Regions from separate parts of the Homo sapiens genome. Here region 2 is linked to region 1. The links are chromatin loops, found by intact Hi-C in ENCODE. Cell type or tissue: PC-3. All regions are shown on one strand. Links, peaks and the distances in the headings refer to the core of each region. The heading gives the core; the rest is flanking DNA.

What was found. Peaks named below come from ENCODE experiments on the same cell type or tissue, not always from the same donor. Only the 100,000 strongest peaks of a DNase experiment are listed, where the experiment ranks them.
Region 2: a loop joins it to region 1, with 27 times the contacts of the local background. A loop is called at or near these places in 2 of 110 quality-filtered maps.

The regions. Positions count from the first base shown.
Region 1 is chr3:165,849,425-165,858,612 of GRCh38, reverse strand. No RefSeq gene overlaps it. Among named protein-coding and RNA genes, the nearest start is that of BCHE, 17 kb to the right of the region's middle. In PC-3, for the core only: CTCF peaks have their summits at 3,608 and 3,811 (motif pointing left); a DNase peak (open chromatin) is centred at 2,882.
Region 2 is chr3:166,679,561-166,688,748 of GRCh38, reverse strand. No RefSeq gene overlaps it. Among named protein-coding and RNA genes, the nearest start is that of ZBBX, 700 kb to the left of the region's middle. In PC-3, for the core only: a CTCF peak has its summit at 3,313; no DNase peak of the experiment used is centred there.

The sequences.
Region 1 (9,188 bases), core at 789-8,788:
TAAATCACATATAATACAAATACAAATAACTGGCAGAAACACAGATCATAATGGTATATTTCTCAGTTCTTTAATACTGAGATATTAAATCTCTACTATTTGAATGTCTGAGTCTCAATTCTGATATCAATGTTGTTTCTCTGATTTATGTATGGAGAAAGACACAAAGGTTCTAGCATATTTTAGGTCCTAGCTTATTTATATTATGCTCTGTTCTGTGTGTATGTCTCTCATTTACCACTCTGCTTACAAAAACACACTTTCCGAAAACTCAGTAGAAGAAGATGCGAGACCATTTGGAACATGCACAAATATTTCTGAATGTTTTAATTTCATTGTATGCTTTATATTTTGATATTATAAATAACAATTCTCACCTATTTACGTATTTATTATATTGACAGTCATTATTGAACTTTAAGACTACAAACCACAGCTTATGAATTATATGCCAATTTATGTGCCACCTATCTTTTAGTTTTATATTTCAAAGCTGAATTACAAACACTTTTACCTAGGCACATTTGAGAGTTGCTTCGAGTGTGTATAAATTTGAATTTGGTTGATGTATAATAAATTTGCTGTCTCCATTTTATTAAAATTTCAGTATATCTGGAACTTTTATTGAAATAAATGATGACAGCATTAAAAACTAAAATTCAATAATTTTGTGATATTTTGATTCTACTTATGTGGTCCTAAGTTGTCATATTTTTCTCATTAAGAAAAATATAATACACATTTTTTTAACCATACCTTTGTAAATATACCATACAAAACAAATCGATACAATAATATGGAAAATCTGTTTTTCTTCCTTCAGTTTGCACTTCACATTAAATATACTCTGGTTTAGGAAAATTTTTTAAACATACAGGTATATTTATAAGGGTATGAATTAAATAGATATAGAGAGAATTAATAGTTTTTCCCCATATTTCCTTTGTTTCTTTTGCTTATCTATTTACTTTTGTATTTTTTTAATTGTTGAGGATTGTATTTAGTGGCTATAAGAAAACAATAAAACCACCCATGAATAATGAGGCCAACAGTTTTCAAAATGTGATCAGAGATGCCTCTATTTCCCTAAGACCCTTTCAGGGTTTTCATAAAGTCAAACTATTTTCCTAATACTAAGACCTTGTTTGCCTTTTCACATTTATTATCTGAAGAGCGTATAGTGAAGTTTTCCAGAGGCTGCACAACATGTGATATGACAACAGATTGAACTCAGAAGTGGATATGAGAGTCCAGCTGTCTTTATTAATATAGATATTTAAAAGAATTTTCAAAAATGTGAAACTATGACACTCTTTTGATTATACTGTTTGCTGATCTGAAAAAGAGTTATTTTATATAAAAATATATTCATGTTAACACATGTTTATTACTGAACTAAATACATTAATCCATAAATATTTTTAATTTTTTTCTATTTTAAGATCTAATACTGTAAATATTAATAGGTATAGTTTATATTTTAAAAATATTTAAAATCCTCAATAATTTTTAAATATATAAAGGAGTCCAAAGTCTCAAAACTTTGAAAACTTCTGTCCTAGATCAGTCTACAATTCCTGAGATTATTGCCATTTTCTCTATGACTATAAAAACTTAAAATGACTGAGATCTCCTGTTTCTTTTTCTCTTATCCTATTCAGTGAAAATATATTAAGAATTTTAATAATCAAATTACCGTACTAAGCACTGGGGCTAAAAGGGTCCGTAAAACCCCATGTCTATATCAGAAAAAAACAGTGTCCTGGAGCTAGTATATGCTAATCAATAAAGGGGTATTACCCGCATGTGATACTGTAGCATGTTTCAGACACAAAACATTGTTTACTGAATAATGCTTCCAGTATTTTTATGTTAATTATTTTGCCTTAGCTATTCTTTAGCAGAAATGATAGCACTAAATCAAAGTTACTGCCTTCCTACACCTAAGATCCCAGTGCTTGAGTCGTGCAAGTTCCAGAGTGCATCTGGGCAATATATGCTGCCTCAAGGAAATTTAACATAGCAGGTATATAAAAAGAAAGAAAAAAAGTCCTTACAATATAGGCTTTTCGAGGGTCTATTTTAAAGTCAAAGCTTTTGATTTATGTAATTTAGCTTTTGTAAGAGAATAAAATTGTATTAATTCGTTTTCACACTGCTGATAAAGACATACCTGAGACTGGGCAGTATACAAGGGAAAGAGGTTTAATGGAGAACTGACAGTTCCACATGGCTGGGGAAGCTTCACAACCATGTGGAAAGTGAAAGGCACGTCTCACATGGCGGCAGACAAGAGAAGAAGAAGGCTTGTGCAGGAAAACTCACTGTTATAATGACCATCAGATGACCACCGGATCTCGTGAGACTTACTGTTACAAGAACAGCACGGGAAAGACCTGCTTCCATGATTCAATTACCTCCCACTAGGTCCCTTCCACAACATGTAGGAATTCAAGATGAGATTTGGGTGGGGACACAGCCAAACCATGTCAAAAATGTTCTCCAAAAGCAAAAGGGAAGTCACTTTAAATAGCAGGACATATGTTTATGTCACATCAATAATTGGAGAAATGATAAAGATGGGAAGCTTAGCCCCTAGAAGATATACCTCATCTGGTCTGAAATAGAGTTTAGAAGAAGACAATGAAACCTGCAATAGTTAGTGCTGAAACTTACAGTGACCATATGTCAAGAAGCAAATACAGCATCATAAGCCTGGCAAGCATGAGCCCTACCACTCTCACTGAGCACCATGGAAGGCAAGCCAAGGCTTGAAGCATACCAGTTCTCATATAAGCACATGCCTTACATAAGCTGGATTGAGAAGTCATGTAGCTTATGCTTTTTATTGTTGTTTGGCAAGGTCTTCAACAATTTCCTGCAGGTTGCCTGTGAGTCATCCCATGGAAGTGATTCTCACACATGCTGCAAGATTCTTCTGAGCTTTATTCAAAATTGCCAATGTGGACACTCCAATATTTACTTTTTGCACAATTGTAGGCCTTTTGAACATCATAAGAGAATTCAGGAACTTACAGTGATATACACAGGAAAGACCTTAGTGATTGCACTATGGAGTCCAGCCCCAAATCTGTTATTCATGAGGATTTATATCCATACGGCAGACAGAATAATTACCAATCCCTATAATAAAAACCAGAAGCCTAGTTATTTGAGTTCAGGGTCATGATCTTTTAGGAAAACAAACATGTATACATGCACACCAAGGAAGAAACAGGTTTTTCAGGGAAAGTAAGAAAAGAAGAAAAAGAAAGACCTATAAAATCGTCTGTAAATCTTCTAAATCTTCTTTCTTGGACTCTGAACTGTCACCATATTAAGCCTCTTTTCAGGTACAGAATGAACATATCCACAGCAACATCTTAAGCTCAAAGTGTTGTGGCCTAGAGAATATTTGAAAGGGGTGGGATTTATAGGAAAAGACCAGAGCCAATATGAAGGCCAGAAAGAAAATTTGCAGCTGGAAATATGGACACGAAGTCACTTTTGCGAGGCCTTGGGAAGTCAGAGAAGAATATCACACTGAGTTTTGTTATTGTTTAAGATATGAGGACACCTCCATCACTCTTGAGCCAGATGCCATTGTGAGTCACAACAGGATAATGATGCACAATTGCTCAAAGAAAGCTCTGCCTGTGCTGGTGGCAAAGCTACTAATGAAGAAAATGTAAATTCATGGGCCCACCTCAGACCTAAAGAATCAGAAACTCTGAGGATGGAGGTCAGCAATATGCTTTAATATGCGCATTAGGTGATTCTGAGGCACAATTATTTGAGAACTACTGTTTTAGGGAAATGCATAGTGCCCTCTAGTGTTCACATAAGATAATAAAAGTTAGTTTCCAGATTTTACCTAGCCAAATTTGGAGAGATGGCAAGTGATAGAACAATCAAGTTTGATAATATTCAGCTTTCAACTTCTAGGATTAAATGGCACGCTTATGTAAGAGGAAGTGTCTTTTCCAGGTAGGAAAAGTCTTACTGAGGTAGGATGAAATCGAGATTATATTTTGTAGATTAAAGCAATAGAATTCTATTCCTAATAACCTCGGTTGTACCCTGGCTTCCATACCTATTGAAATAATGGCATGCTTTGTATTAGAGCAAGGTCAAATACAGCCAAAATAAAGTATTTATTGTTCAATTTTTACTTTTAAGTTAGATGTCTTTTTTAGTTTACAGAAAGATAATAGGCATTGTTAATTTTCCCCCTACATTTTAGAAATTTCATTTCAAATATCTAGACGGAACTTAAAAATCTGAGCATGGCTCTTTGCCAAAGCCAAAGTGCATAGAGGACATAATAGATAAATGATATCATGGCAGCTTTACTGTGACTTAGAAAGGAAATAAATGTTTCAAAAGTGCTAAGAATATAAATATCCAGATATTTAAGGTCTTGAGATCTCTGATAAGGACCCAGGCCCCAAGTCTTGAATTGGGAAAAGATAAAATAATCCCATGGTAGGGAAAGGGGTGAGCTGAAAGAGAAGACCTTATACCTGAGGTACATGATAACCAAGAAGACTAGAAATAGAGGCCTGACATGCACACGCAGAAGCAATGGCAAAAATGGTGCCACAAAGATCTCACAGCTTGCTTGAGGCATGCAAGAGCTGCAGAACTTCTTCATTTTCTCTTTGGACATGTGACAATACCAAGAGGACCTGTGACCTGCAAGACACCCCAAGTTAGAATCAGAGAAGAACAGAATCAGGTAAACTTGTGATCTGAGGCTGTTGGGGGCTACAGTCATCCTCAGTGAATGCCGGCCTGATAATCTAGAACCAGTTAGAACCAGGGGGCACACCTGCAGCCACCAGTTCAGGACTGACGGCCAGTGTGAAGTTCAGTGAGGACAAGATGTTGTGTATGGATAATACCTTTGATAAAGATTAAAATGCTTCACACTGAAGCAAGGCACAGAACTCCAGAAAGTCATGGCAGAAAGAGACCCTTTGAAGCAGAAAATAGTTCTCGTAGTGTGTTTCAACTTTATATTGACAGAATATTTAAGTGAAAACAACTATTTTAAACCAGAAGAGATCAAATTATGTTTAAGAAACAGGTGTAAGATCCACTCCTCTGCCACCACCATCAGCAAGAAAGTGTGTTCTGAGAGATAATGAGTTCAGTTATAGACAATAAATTTACATTTGCAGAGTTAAAATTATAACTCAACACATAAGGAGCCATGATCCATGGACCTGCCTTTTCCAATAGTCTTCCTAGGTCTTCCAAGTAAAGCTCTTCTTGCAGCAAGTGAGGCACTTTGGTAACATTTCATATGAGTAGATCAATTTTCTATCCAAAGCAATATTATATTTGAACTTAAGTAAATGCACATTCTTTATCAAGAACGATAGTTATCGGCAATTCATGCACTGCACAAAAGCAGCAATGAACTGTATTTGTTGAAATGGAATTTCTGCTGTCATACTAGCATCTCTTCAAATGAATTTGAGAAGAAGCTACAACAATCAAGATGGCATATTATTTTTGAAAATCTATAGGACTTATTTACCACAGATAAGTTGAGTAACCTGGCATGTGTGTTTTTCAGCATTGACATCCATTCCAGGACATCAGATATATTGCACAGCCAAGATTTGAGTGCAAACAGTCCAAGATATGCTACATAAAGTGATGCCAAATGTGATAATAAATGCCTTCTACAAAAACAAGGCTTACTCATAAAAGACATTCTTTGTGAACAGATAACTCATGCTGACAGCTTGTGAATTCCAGAATTCTTTAGGCAGTTTTTCTACTGCCTTTCTCTCTAGCCCAAGTTTGTAATGTTAACTGATCAGCACAAAAAGATAGTTAAGAATGCATTTTAAAAACAGAGTTTAGATAATTTGGTGTTTGCAATAGCATACAACAAAAAGCTTTAATATATTATCTTCTACATGTGTAGACCGGCACAGAAATCTAAGCATTAAAAAAAAAGATTCTAGCAAAACATGAATGTGCATATAATTGTTTGTTGCCTTATCCTTGGACAAAAGTTTCCAAAGAGTATATGTTTTAAAATGCAGCCATAAATCTACTTAAAGTGCTTCTTTATTCAGGCTTGCAAACATAGCATTGTCTTTGTCAATTTATCTGTCCTCCGTTCTGGTAAGTGACATTGTTCCTGAGTAGTAATCAATTGATGTCTCCGTGCCATCTGGCATTCTGTTGCTAAGCACAGCTGCAACACTGCAAGGTGAAGTGTGAGTGGCAAGAAGCAGAGTTTATGTTCATCACTATGTAACATTCCAGACTACACAGTCAATAAATCCTTTCTGTGCCAGGCTGATACCATGAACTGCTTTATCTTAACAGGTGATGAAATACCTTGGTAATTTAAGAAAATATGATGAAAAGTAATCATGCTAATGAGATTTTGAAGATCTTTCTTTGTTTACATAGTGATCTCACAAAAAGGATACTTTTTTTCTCTTTAGTATATATAAACCATTAATAGCCATATCATTACACAAAAATATATTACTAAAAACTCTGAGTTCATATTTGTTTTCTGTCACGTAGAAATATGTTATAGTATTTCTCACTGACTTCTTTTTAACATCAGTAGGGGCTTATGTAATTGGTCATTAAATATCTTAGAGTGAAAGCTTGTGTTACTAATAATTATACAGAGAAAACAGGCATATACCAGAAGTCTCCCAGACAAATCTACTTCAAGTCTTCCATTACAGAAATTGAGCCCCATTAAATATTGTAAACTTTAAGTAAAAACTTAAATTCTGATTAAAGTAGTTCTCAAAACATTGCTAATGATCTGCCTTCAAAATATCATAAATAATCAGCTGTTACTAAGATTGGGTGTGCTATATTAAAATTTAATACAAACCTTCCTCTAAGCAAGAGCAGTAAGGCTTTGATTGGAGCCATGATTGCTAATGCCTACGTGCACCTATGCATTCCATGAGGTCTCCCTTTGCCATTGCATTTCATGAATACAACCATCCATCGGCATAATCACCTTGGGTACGTGTCTAACTAATTCAGGAATATCTTTCTGAATTTGATGTTCCAGATTTTCTTTTGCCTTCCTTAGATAAAATAGATATGCTCAACCTTCAGATAAATTTCTTCAGTGAGTGCATCCAGTTGGAATAAAACTGGCTGAGAAAATACCCTGGGGAAAGGTACTGACAAATCCCTGTAGTAGATAACCACCTATAATAGATGAATGGCTTCAAAAAATATCCCCAGTGATGAGGAGCATTTTTTAAAGAGTGCTTTCTCTTTTTAACAATGAAATTCTTAGAGAAAGAGGCACACTGTACATTGCAAGAAGTTTTAAGAAAAAGAATAGACATATTTTATACTTTGTTAATATAGTCAAGCAAGTACCAAATTTTTATATAGTATATATTATGTGCCAGGAAATTTGCAAGGTGAATTTTATCTTCGTAAATTCACAAAATCAAACAAAATTAGGTCCCTTTTATAAATTTGAATATAGGAGTGTGACACAAGAAAATTAACACATAAGCAACAATAAGGTATTTACTCTAAGTGCATCCCTTTTATTTTCTGTGACTACCTACCCCAGCCTTTTCAGATGTTTAATTGACTTAAGCACTGAGTACAACTTACACTTAAAATTATGCCTATATTTTTTAGGCAGATGAAAAGGAGGAAAAATAGAAATAGGACTAATCATTATTGGCACTACAATTTGTGCTTTAGGAAACACAATATGCTTAGCAATAAAAATTAAAATATTGGCTGGGTGCGGTGACTCACACCTCTAATCCCAGCACTTTGGGAGGCCGAGGCATGTGGATCACCTGAGGTCAGGAGTTCAAGACCAGCCTGGCTAACATGGTGAAACCCTAGCTCTGCTAAAAATACAAAATTAGCTGGGCATGGAGGTATGCACCTGCAATCCCAGTTACTCGAGAGGCTGAGGCAGGAGAATCGCTTGAACCCAGGAGGTGGAGGTTGCAGTGAGCCAAGATCGTGCCACTGCACTCCTGCCTGGGCAACAGAGTGAGACTCCATCTCCAAAAAAAATAATAAAAATATTTTTCTGGTTATATATTCACAAATTATTGCCAATTAGTGTAAAGTTAACTAAAGACATACAAAAATACATAGGATATAAACTATATTTTAAAATATATCATAATTCTTTTACATTAACTTTTAGGTACATAGATAAATAAATTGAGAGATATCCATTTTACTTATAAGAAGACACTTTTCCTTAATTAATGAAATTAACTGATGGAACTTTTAAAAGTACTACACAATGGTAAATATTAATAGTTTTCTATACTATGCAAATTTGGCCTCTTCCTTACTAACAAAATACAAATTCTGTTCAGGGTTGCAATACAGCAGACTAAAAACACCTTCACTTTTTAGTTTCCTTTCATGGCCATGTACCTCCAGATTCCTTATGTAAGAAAAATAAAACCCATGCTGTCTCAAGCTAATGAGTTGGTTTTCTGTTGCTTTTGTATAAGCCAGATTCTAATGGATGGATATATTATTAGGTTTTTTTTTTTTTTAAAAAAATGACATTTCATCTGGAAAAATAAAAAGGCCCAAAGTCAAGAAACAACAGATGTTGGCGAAATTGCAGAGAAAAAGGAATACTTACACTGTTGGTGGAAGTTTAAATTAGTTCAACCATTGTGGAAGACAGTGTGGTGATTCCTCAAAGATCTAGAGGCAGAAATACCATTCGACCCACCAATCCCATTACTGTGTTTATACCCAAAAGAATATGAATTATTCTATTATAAAGATACATGCATGTGTATGTTCATTGCAACACTATTCACAGTAGCAAAGACATAGAATCAACCCAAATGCCCATCAATAATAGACTGGATAAAGAAAATGTGGTATATATATACCATGGAGCACTATGCAGCCATAAAAAGGAATGAGATCACATCATTTGTAGGGACATAAATGGAACTGGACACCATTATTCTTAGCAAACTAATGCAGGAACAGAAAATCAAATTGCATGGTCTCACTTATAAGTGGGAGCTGAGCAATGAGAACACATGAACATGAACACATTGTGGGGGAACAACACACACTGGGGCCTTTTGCGGGAGCAGGGGAAGGGGGAGCATCTGGAAGAATAGTTAATGGGTGCTGGGCTTAATACCTAGGTGATGAGTTGATCT
Region 2 (9,188 bases), core at 301-8,300, 830 kb before region 1:
AATAAATTAAACATCATCCAGGCTTTGTTGTTCCATTTACAGAGCAGAGGCAGAGTAGAGTTATCAGAATTCTCAAGCACCCTAGACTTTTCAGAAAGGTAAATGGACATTGGTTTTAACTTCAAGTCACCAGCTGCATTACCCTGAAGCAAGAGTTAGCCCCTCTCTTTGATGCTTTGAAGATAGGTATTGACTTCTTAGCTATGAAAGCCCAAGATGTCATCTTCTTCCAATAAAAGACTAATTCATTTACATTAAAAACCTGTTGACTTTTGTGGCCACCTTTATTAATTATCTTAGCTAGATCTTCTGGATAACTTGTTGCAGCTTCCATATCAGGACTTGTTGCTTAACCTTGAATTTTATGTGATGGAGATTGCTTCTTCCCTACTATCTTATGAGCCAAACTCTGTTTGCCTCAAAGGTTTCTTTGGGCAGCTTCCTTACATTTCTCTGCCTTCACAGAATTTAAGAGAGTTAAGGCCTTGCTCTGGATTAAGTTTTGGCTTAAGTGAATGTTGTAGCTGATTTGATCTTCCATTCATACCACTACACTTTTTTTCCATATCAGTAATAATGTTGTTTTTCTTTCTTATCATTAATGTGTTCACTGGAGTAGCACATTTAATTTCCTTCAAGAATGTTTCCTTAGTATTCACAACTTAGCTAGCTGGCAAAAGAGGCCTACAGCCTATCTCAGTTTTCAACATGCCTTCCTCACTAAGCTTAATCATTTGTAGCCTTTGATTTATTGGGAGAGAAATGCAACTCTTCCTTTCACTTGAACACTTAGAGGTTATTGTGGAATCACTAATTGGCCTAATTTCAATATTATTGTGTCTTAGGGAGTAGGGAGGCCCAAGGAAAGGGAAACAGACTGGGCTATGGCTAGTCTATGGAGCAGTCAGAACACATTCGATATTTACTGATTAAGTTTTCTGTCTTACATAGGTGCGGTTCATGACATATCAAAACAATTACAATAATAGCATCAAATATCACTGACCACAGATCATCTTAACAGGTAATAATAATAAAAACTTTGATATATTGCAAAATTACCAAAATGTGACACAGAGACACAAGTGAGCCTAGGCTGTTGAAAAAATGGTGCCTATAGATGTTCCTGATGCAAGATTGCCATAAACCTTCAATTTATAAAAAAGGCAGTGTTTGTGAAGCACAGACAAGGTCTACTTATATGTTAATGAGAAAGTAGCATCCTTACTAACAAGTTCACTAATTGCTTTTTTTAACATCAGGAAATAACTTGGCTCTCTGAGAGCAAAGATTAAGTGCCATCATTTGACCAAAAAAAACAAAAACAAAAAACAAAACAAATAAGTTATCTGGTATCTGGTGGTATTCAAACATCAGAAGTCAGGCTGCCTCAGTTATTGTTATTGGAAGCAACATCACAGTGGCAGCCATAGGAGCCTAAGTTGCATAGAGTTATAATTTTTTTTTAAATAAAAGACCGTTTTCCTAACGGCAAGATAGATGAGCAGCCAGTGAGATTATGACTGTTCATACTCTATAATCAAGAAAGAAAGAAGAACTTTTATGAATGAAAAAGGTAGATATTTCAAAAGACAGCCACGATTTCATCATAAAGACTCCAGAACTCAGACAGTTTTGGGATCCAAAACACATTAACTGAAGAGTCAGTCAGAACCCCAGGAGGAAGGACTGACAATACCACAGCCATTGTGCACAGTGATGGTTCCTCAGTCCTTTCTGGAAGAGACCAATGGTCAATTTACTTGCCTGGTTATACACTGAGAAAATGGACAACATAAAATCTTTTCAAAACCATTAGACAAGGGCTTGAGCTAATATTGATAGCCAGCATTCAAGCTGTCATTGTGACTTCTTGGTAAGAGTGGAGACAAATGTGAGTGAGGTGATGAGTAGAGTCTGGCCTAGGTCCTCACAGTGGGTCCAGAGCTTCTAAGGCCACAATCCAATGATCATTTCCCTGGTTGCTAAATGTATAGTTGGAACTAACATAATTGATACTTCCACATTTCCTACATTTGCTATTTGGCCTATGTGGAGTGAGAGCTGACTTAGTGTGAAAGGACAACTGAAAGTTTTTAAACTGTTCTTCTATAATATAAGATAGTAAATATAAAAATATCACATCCTAAAATAGGTGGCAGAAATAAGTGCTATTTCTAAAGAGTCTAAACTAAAGAATACAAGTGAAGTGTCCTCATTTTATCACCTGTTAATTCACCAGCCTGGCCTGTGCAAAGACCAGCTGAATTCAAGGATGACAGCAGACTCCTTTAATCTCAAGCAAGTAATAAACTCAACTCAGCTGTAGCTGTTCTGCCAGATGATAGATAATCTGTAGAACAGATTAACATAGGCTAATATACATGATATGAGCCATTGACCTGGTAAATATGTTTGCATCACCTTTGTCCAAAAACAGTTTGCTTTGACTTAGATTAAAAGCAGTTTGCAGTCACGTGAAAAGGTCAATGGTATACATTTATAGCCTTCACTCAGGGCCATGATAACTCTTCTTTCCTTTGTTATAATCTGAAGAGACCTAAGAGACCTAGAACTACTGGATGTTTTGCAGAGTTTTGTCCTGTGTCTCTATGTCAATTGCATTAAGCTAATAATCCCAGATGAGAAAGAAATGCTAGTACATTAGTGGCCTTTGTGGAAACATGCCCTCCAAGGCACGTGCATGCCTTATAGCAGAGAGCATAATAAAGCTGCACAATGCCTAGTAGGCCTATCTGGCTTCTGAAGACAGCATACTCTACACTAGGAATACTATTCGGATCAATAGGCAGGATGAATACCAGCTTTAAATGGAGTCTAGATGTTGTATAGCATGAGCAGGTTATGGTACAAAACACCCAGCTACTTTGAGCAATATGATGCAATATGACCCTATCATATTAGAGCATCAATAAAGGAATTCCAATGAATCCCACTAGAGTTCTGGAATGGAACTGTGTTATGTGTATCAGAAAATTACAAAATTTTCAGAAAACTGCTGGCATTCTCTTGGACCTTGGTAAATACAGAGAGTCTAACCATGGTATAATAAATGACCATGTGGCCAGAGCTGCCCATAATGAGCTGGTTAATGTCAGATCCACCAAGTCACAGGTCATGCAGACCAGCAACAGTTGAACAATCCATTGTAAGATAGCAGTGGTATATCCTGGATATCACCTGAGCAGTACCAGAGGGCATAAGAAAGCTATATGTGCAGGTGGGGCAGGACAATCACATCAATCACCTCTGTAGTTAATCTCTGCAGGTGCTCACATTTATGCCACAGGGAGGCTCCCGATGACCAGCTAATAGAAGAGGAAGAATTCATAGCTTGGTCATAAATGTGTTGGTTTAGTGCATGGGGTGGCTTTGAAATACTATGGCAAGAAGAAATTTTCCCAAAGGGGAAAACCTTGGATATTGACTAGTCATGCACTTTGAATAGAAAGAAAACTTGAATTTAGAATAGTCATTGAATCACAATGCTATTCCTATTAAACTACCATAGACATTCTTCACATAACTAGAAAAAACTGTTTTGAAATTTGTTTATTTACTTTTTTTGAGATGGGGTCTCACTCTGCCACCCAGTCTGGAGTGCAGTGGTACAATCTCGGTTCACTGCAACCTCCGCCCCCCAGGTTCAAGCGATTCTCCTGTCTCAGCCTCCCGAGTAACTGGTATTACAGGCCAAAAGAGAGCCCAAATACCCAAGGCAATCCTAAGCAAAAAGTACAAAGCTGGAGGCATCATGCTACCTGACTTCAAACTATGCTACAGGGTTATAGTAACCAAAACAGCATGGAACTGGTACAAAAACAGACACATGGACCAATAGAACAGAATAGAGAACCCAGAAATAAGACCACACACCTACAACTATCTGATCTTCAACAAACTTGATGAAAATAAGCCTTGGGGAAAGGATTTCCTATTCAATAAATAGTGCTGGAATAACTGACTCACCATATGTATAGGATTAAAACTGGACCCCTTATTTTTAGTATATGCAAAAATTAACTCAAGATGAATTGAAGAGTTAAATGTAAAACCAAAAACTATAAAAACTCTGGTAGGCAACCTGGGCAATATCATTCAGGGTATAGGCATGGGCCAAGATATCATGAAAAAGATGCCAAAAGCAATTGCAACAAAAGCAAAAGTTGACAAATGGGATACAATTAAACTAAAGAGCTTCTACACAGCAAAAGAATCAACAAAATAAACAGACAATCTACAGAATGAGATAAATTTTTATTGCAATCTATTCCTCTGACAAAGGTCTAATATCCAGCATTTGTAAGGAACTTAAACAAATTTAAAGAATAAAAAAATAACCTGATTAAAAAGTGGGCAAAGGACATGAAAAGACACTTTTCAAAAGCAGACATATGTGCAGCCAACAAACATACGAAAAAAGCTCAGCGTCACTGATCATTAGAGAAATGCAAATCAAAACCACAGTGAAGCTGGGTGCTGTGGCTCATGCTGTAATCCCAGCAATTTGAGAGGCCGAGGTGGGCGGATTACCTGAGGTCAGGAGTTTGAGACCAGCCTGGCCAACATAGTGAAAGTCCATCTCCACTAAAAATACAAAAATTATCCGGGCATGGTGGTGTACACCTGTAGTTCCAGCTACTCAGGAGGCTGAGGCAGGAGAATCACTTGAACCCAGGAGGCAGAGGTTGCCATGAGCCAAGATCATGCCACTGCACTCCAACCTGGGCAACAGAGCAAGACTCTGTCTCAAAAGAAAAAAAAAAAAAGAGAGATATCATCTCACACCAGTCAGAATGGCTATTATTGAAAAGTCAAAAAACAACAGATCAGATGCTGGTGAGGTTTTGGAGAAAAAGGAACCATTTTACACTGTTGTTTGCACCGTAAACCAGTTTAGCCATTGTGGAAGACAGTGTGTCAATTTCTCAAAGACCTAAAAACAGACATACCATTTGACCCAGCAATCCCATTACTGGGTATACAACCAAAGGAGTATAACTCATTCTATTGTAAAGACACGTGCACATATATGTTCACTGCTGAACTATTCACAATAAAAAAGACAAGGAATCAACCTACATGCCCATCAATGATAGGCTGGATAAAAAAAATGTGGTACATATACACCATGAAATACTATGCAGCCACAAAAACGAATGAGATCATGTCCTTTGCAGAGACATGGATGGACCTGGAAGCCATTATCCTTAGCAAACTAATGGAGAAATAAAAACCAAATACCACATGTTATCACTTATAAGTAGGAGCTAAATGATGAGAACACATGGACACATAGAAGGGAACAACACACACTGGAACCTTTAAGAAGATGGAGGGTGGGAGGAGGGAGAGAGTCAGGAAAAATAACTAAAAGGTACTAGGCTTAATACCTGAGTGATGAAATAATCAGTACAGCAAACCCCCATGACACAAGTTTACCTATGTAACAAACCTGCACTTGTACCCCTGAACTTTAAATAAAAGTAAAAAAACAAAAATATGCATTGAATCATGAGCAGTGGCGAATGTTTTGGCTGGTTGGTCAAGGCCTAGAAGGAGACCTTATAAGACTGAAGGAAGGTGATCTCTAGTAGAGACATATGGATGGACTTGTATTTCTTGTTTACAATAACTCAGAATTTAAGAGGGATGGGTAGTAGAAGATAATACCATAATGGGAAAAAAATATATATGGTTTAATGGAGGTAATTTATCAATAGGAGGGAGTATTTACTTCTTATTTAGAAGAAGAATAGTTTTTTGGAGGAAAAGACTAAAGGTGGTGAAATGAGCATCCATTTTTGTAGCTGTATCAGCTGCATCTAGAATATTCCTGGCATACAACAGGTACTTAGTAAATACTTGTTAAAATACTTGTTGAATAATATAAACACACAAAATATATCACCAAGAGGGAAGTATATGGAATAAAATTGTGTAAAATTTCAAAAAAATAGGTAACAATGTTCAATTGATGATTAAAATGATGGGTTACTGGCAGTTTGTAATTGAGTCAACTTAAAGAAGTTAAGTTACTTAATGTCACCAAGATTCTATTTCTTTAGTTTATTTTATAAAATGTAATTATTGATTATATTCACCTCATATATTTTTTGATATAAATGTGTGATTGCATCTAAATGCATCTAAGCCTACTAGTGTTGATTTAGTAAATGCTTAAGAATATTTAACCATTTAATAAAGTTATTCATGAAATTATTGCAAACAAACTGTAATTTATACATAAGAAAAATATCAGTGTCTCAGTGTTTATTCTCTGTATTTGCCAATATATAGCAGCATGCTTTCACTCAGCAGGAAAAAGATACCTCAAATGGCTGTCTCTATTTAAAGATTAAGTGAAAATTGGGAGGGTGAAGAGCTAATTTCATAGTCAGTTGATTGTATTTTTTCACTTTAAAATATGCTTATTGCTTATTGCCTCTAGTACACTTGAGCATGTAAATCTGTTCATTATATTTACACACTGATTCAAGAGCTAAAAGACAGATGACAGAGATTTAAACAAAGTGAGTGAAAAACCAAATTCTCCTTTTGCTGATGTACGCTTTTTCTCACAGAAATGCCTAAATGCATTAGCTGAAGTGAGGCTGGGAGGATCCTTATTAATACTTACATCTGTTGTTGCAGATGTAGATAAAATGCCTTTCTTTTTTTTAATTTTAGAAAAAGACTGGTAAATGATGTACTTAAAAAAATCTTCATTTTGAAATACTTTTCTGCATTTCTCTACATTTTTATATTCAGTGTTAAATATATACATATTGAAATATACAAATTACTATATGCCACAGTTTTTAAAAGCATTTCAACAGTTAATATAAGCAAGAAAACAACGAAGCTTTTGTTTAAAATATAAAAGAATCAATTCATATTGATCTGAGTAATCTCAAGCTTTTAAAGAATAATTTGTCTACTTTCCTTGACAAAGCAAAGATTTGTTCTCTTCATTCAGTTCTCCAACCTTTTCTTCATTAAAAAGTTTCAAAAAATTAAAAAAAGGAATGTCTATATGTCCATTTTATGATGAATTGTCTTAAGCCAGTGTGTGACGATGTTACAACCATTATTATTTTTAAAAGGACTCTGTGTACACTTGAATTTCCTGATTTCAAATCATTCCTACATTTTAGAATAATGTGTAGGTCATTTAAGATTTCTTATTAAATTATTAAGGCACATACAAGCTCAAAAATATTATGAATGCTAGTAGTAATCAAATTCCTAAAATACACATTAATACAGCAATTTCTAATTAGTAAATCATTTCTTTTTATAGAAAATATTTTTGCTGTGCATTTCAAATCAGCCTATGAGGGATGGAGAAGGAGAAATAATTTTCATTCCAGGTGATTCGGCCGCTCTTAAAAGAGTCAGCATGTCTGAGAATTCATTTCTACTGCAGCCAACATCTACTGACAATCTTTTACTTGACAGCATTTCTAACAAGCCAATTCTTTCCAAATGCGTGTTCTGCTTAAACGCTAGTCATACTCTGCAGCCAGGATGTTATGAAAGATGACTTTTTAGCATGTCTTTATCTACGGTGAGAATGAGTTTGTTTTATTTTTAATTCAGTTTTAAATTTGTGAAAGTTGAGTATGCGAATTGGGTCATTCTTGCCATACTCAATTAAATCAGAGGTGAGAGGCCAGGGAAAATGCACTCGGGATATAAAGCACAGCTTCAGGAATTGAATTCTTTGCAAGCCCGGCATCGGAAACTACCTGCTGTAACCCTGAGGCCGTTTTGACCTAGTGACTGCTAACATGACCTGCCGTGACTCTTAGTTTTACCTACCACCGTCACTAGACAATCAGAGCTTGCCAGCACCCAAAAGTTTATCTAGTGACAATAAGCTTTGTTTTAAAACCATACGTAACATTTCTCTGACTCCAAACTTTTCTTTGTTCTTCAGACACACAAAAGACCACCAAGTCTGTGTGTGTGCCTGAAATGTAATTCTTTAAGTCCTGAATAAAATGTTAAGTTTAGAGATGTATTCTCTCATTTTATTTTGACATCAACAAATTATTCATTTGAGCAAAAGTTACTTAGAATGCGTGAGAATCAGGTGGGGTTGAAAATTAAATGTTAAAGGTTATTGATCATCACATAGGTAAATGACTTTGTTCTGGAAGGCAGAACACAAAAAGAAGTTTTACTCTTTTTTTGACCTTAAAGAAATTGGGGGTAAAAGTTATTAGGTTGGTAATTGCAGTAATTGCATTAAAAGTAATGGCAAAACCGCAATTGCTTTTGCACCGACCTAATGAATACCTAGAAATTCTCAGTAAGTAAGGCCTGAAATGGAAAGAGGTTAAGCTGTGCACAAGGATTTAGCTGAACTGCTTGGAGAGGAATCCTGGCTCTAAGTGGTAGATGCTTCTTCTACTGAATTGGCCCAGAAGTGGCAAGGCCTTCAGAAATCAAGTTAGAATAGTAGTGAAGCAAAGTTTGACACCAGAGGATACAGTCTGGTGTCTACTTCTAGGAAACAAAATGAAAAACAGGTCTCCAAGAAATTGAGACTCTTACTAGTAGAATCCACATTTTCTACCTGAAACCATCCATCCTATATTAGCTACATAAGTAAGTTAATCTCCCTTATAAAACAGAGGCATTTGTGGAGGAAAGAAATATAAAACTATATTTAGTAAGACAAGGCAAATAGTAAACATCTCAAAGTAAAATATCTTAGCTCATTAATACATAATTTCACTAAATGAATATTTATATTATCTTTACTAGATAAGGATATCCTTACTGATAACCTTATCAGATATCATGAAGAATGCTGGGGACCTGGTGGTAAACAAAAATATTCTGACCTTTCCTTGGGTAGCTTATATTATAGTGAGGGACAAAATTGAACAAGTGTATAAATAAGATGGTTCCAAAATGTGCTATGTTTTGTAAACAGAGTAAATAGGATGAGTTAATAGTGACCCTGGGAATAAAGCAACCAAGGGCAAAACTGAGAAAGAGCAACCAAAGAAGACAAAAGCTAGTGCAAAATCACAAGATGTAAAAGCTATTGCAGGATCATGGAGAAGGACGGTGTGGTTGGAATATAGTCAGTGAGTGGATATTTCTGTAACTTTAGCTGAAGGCATCAGCAGGAAACAAATGTAAGAGAATCT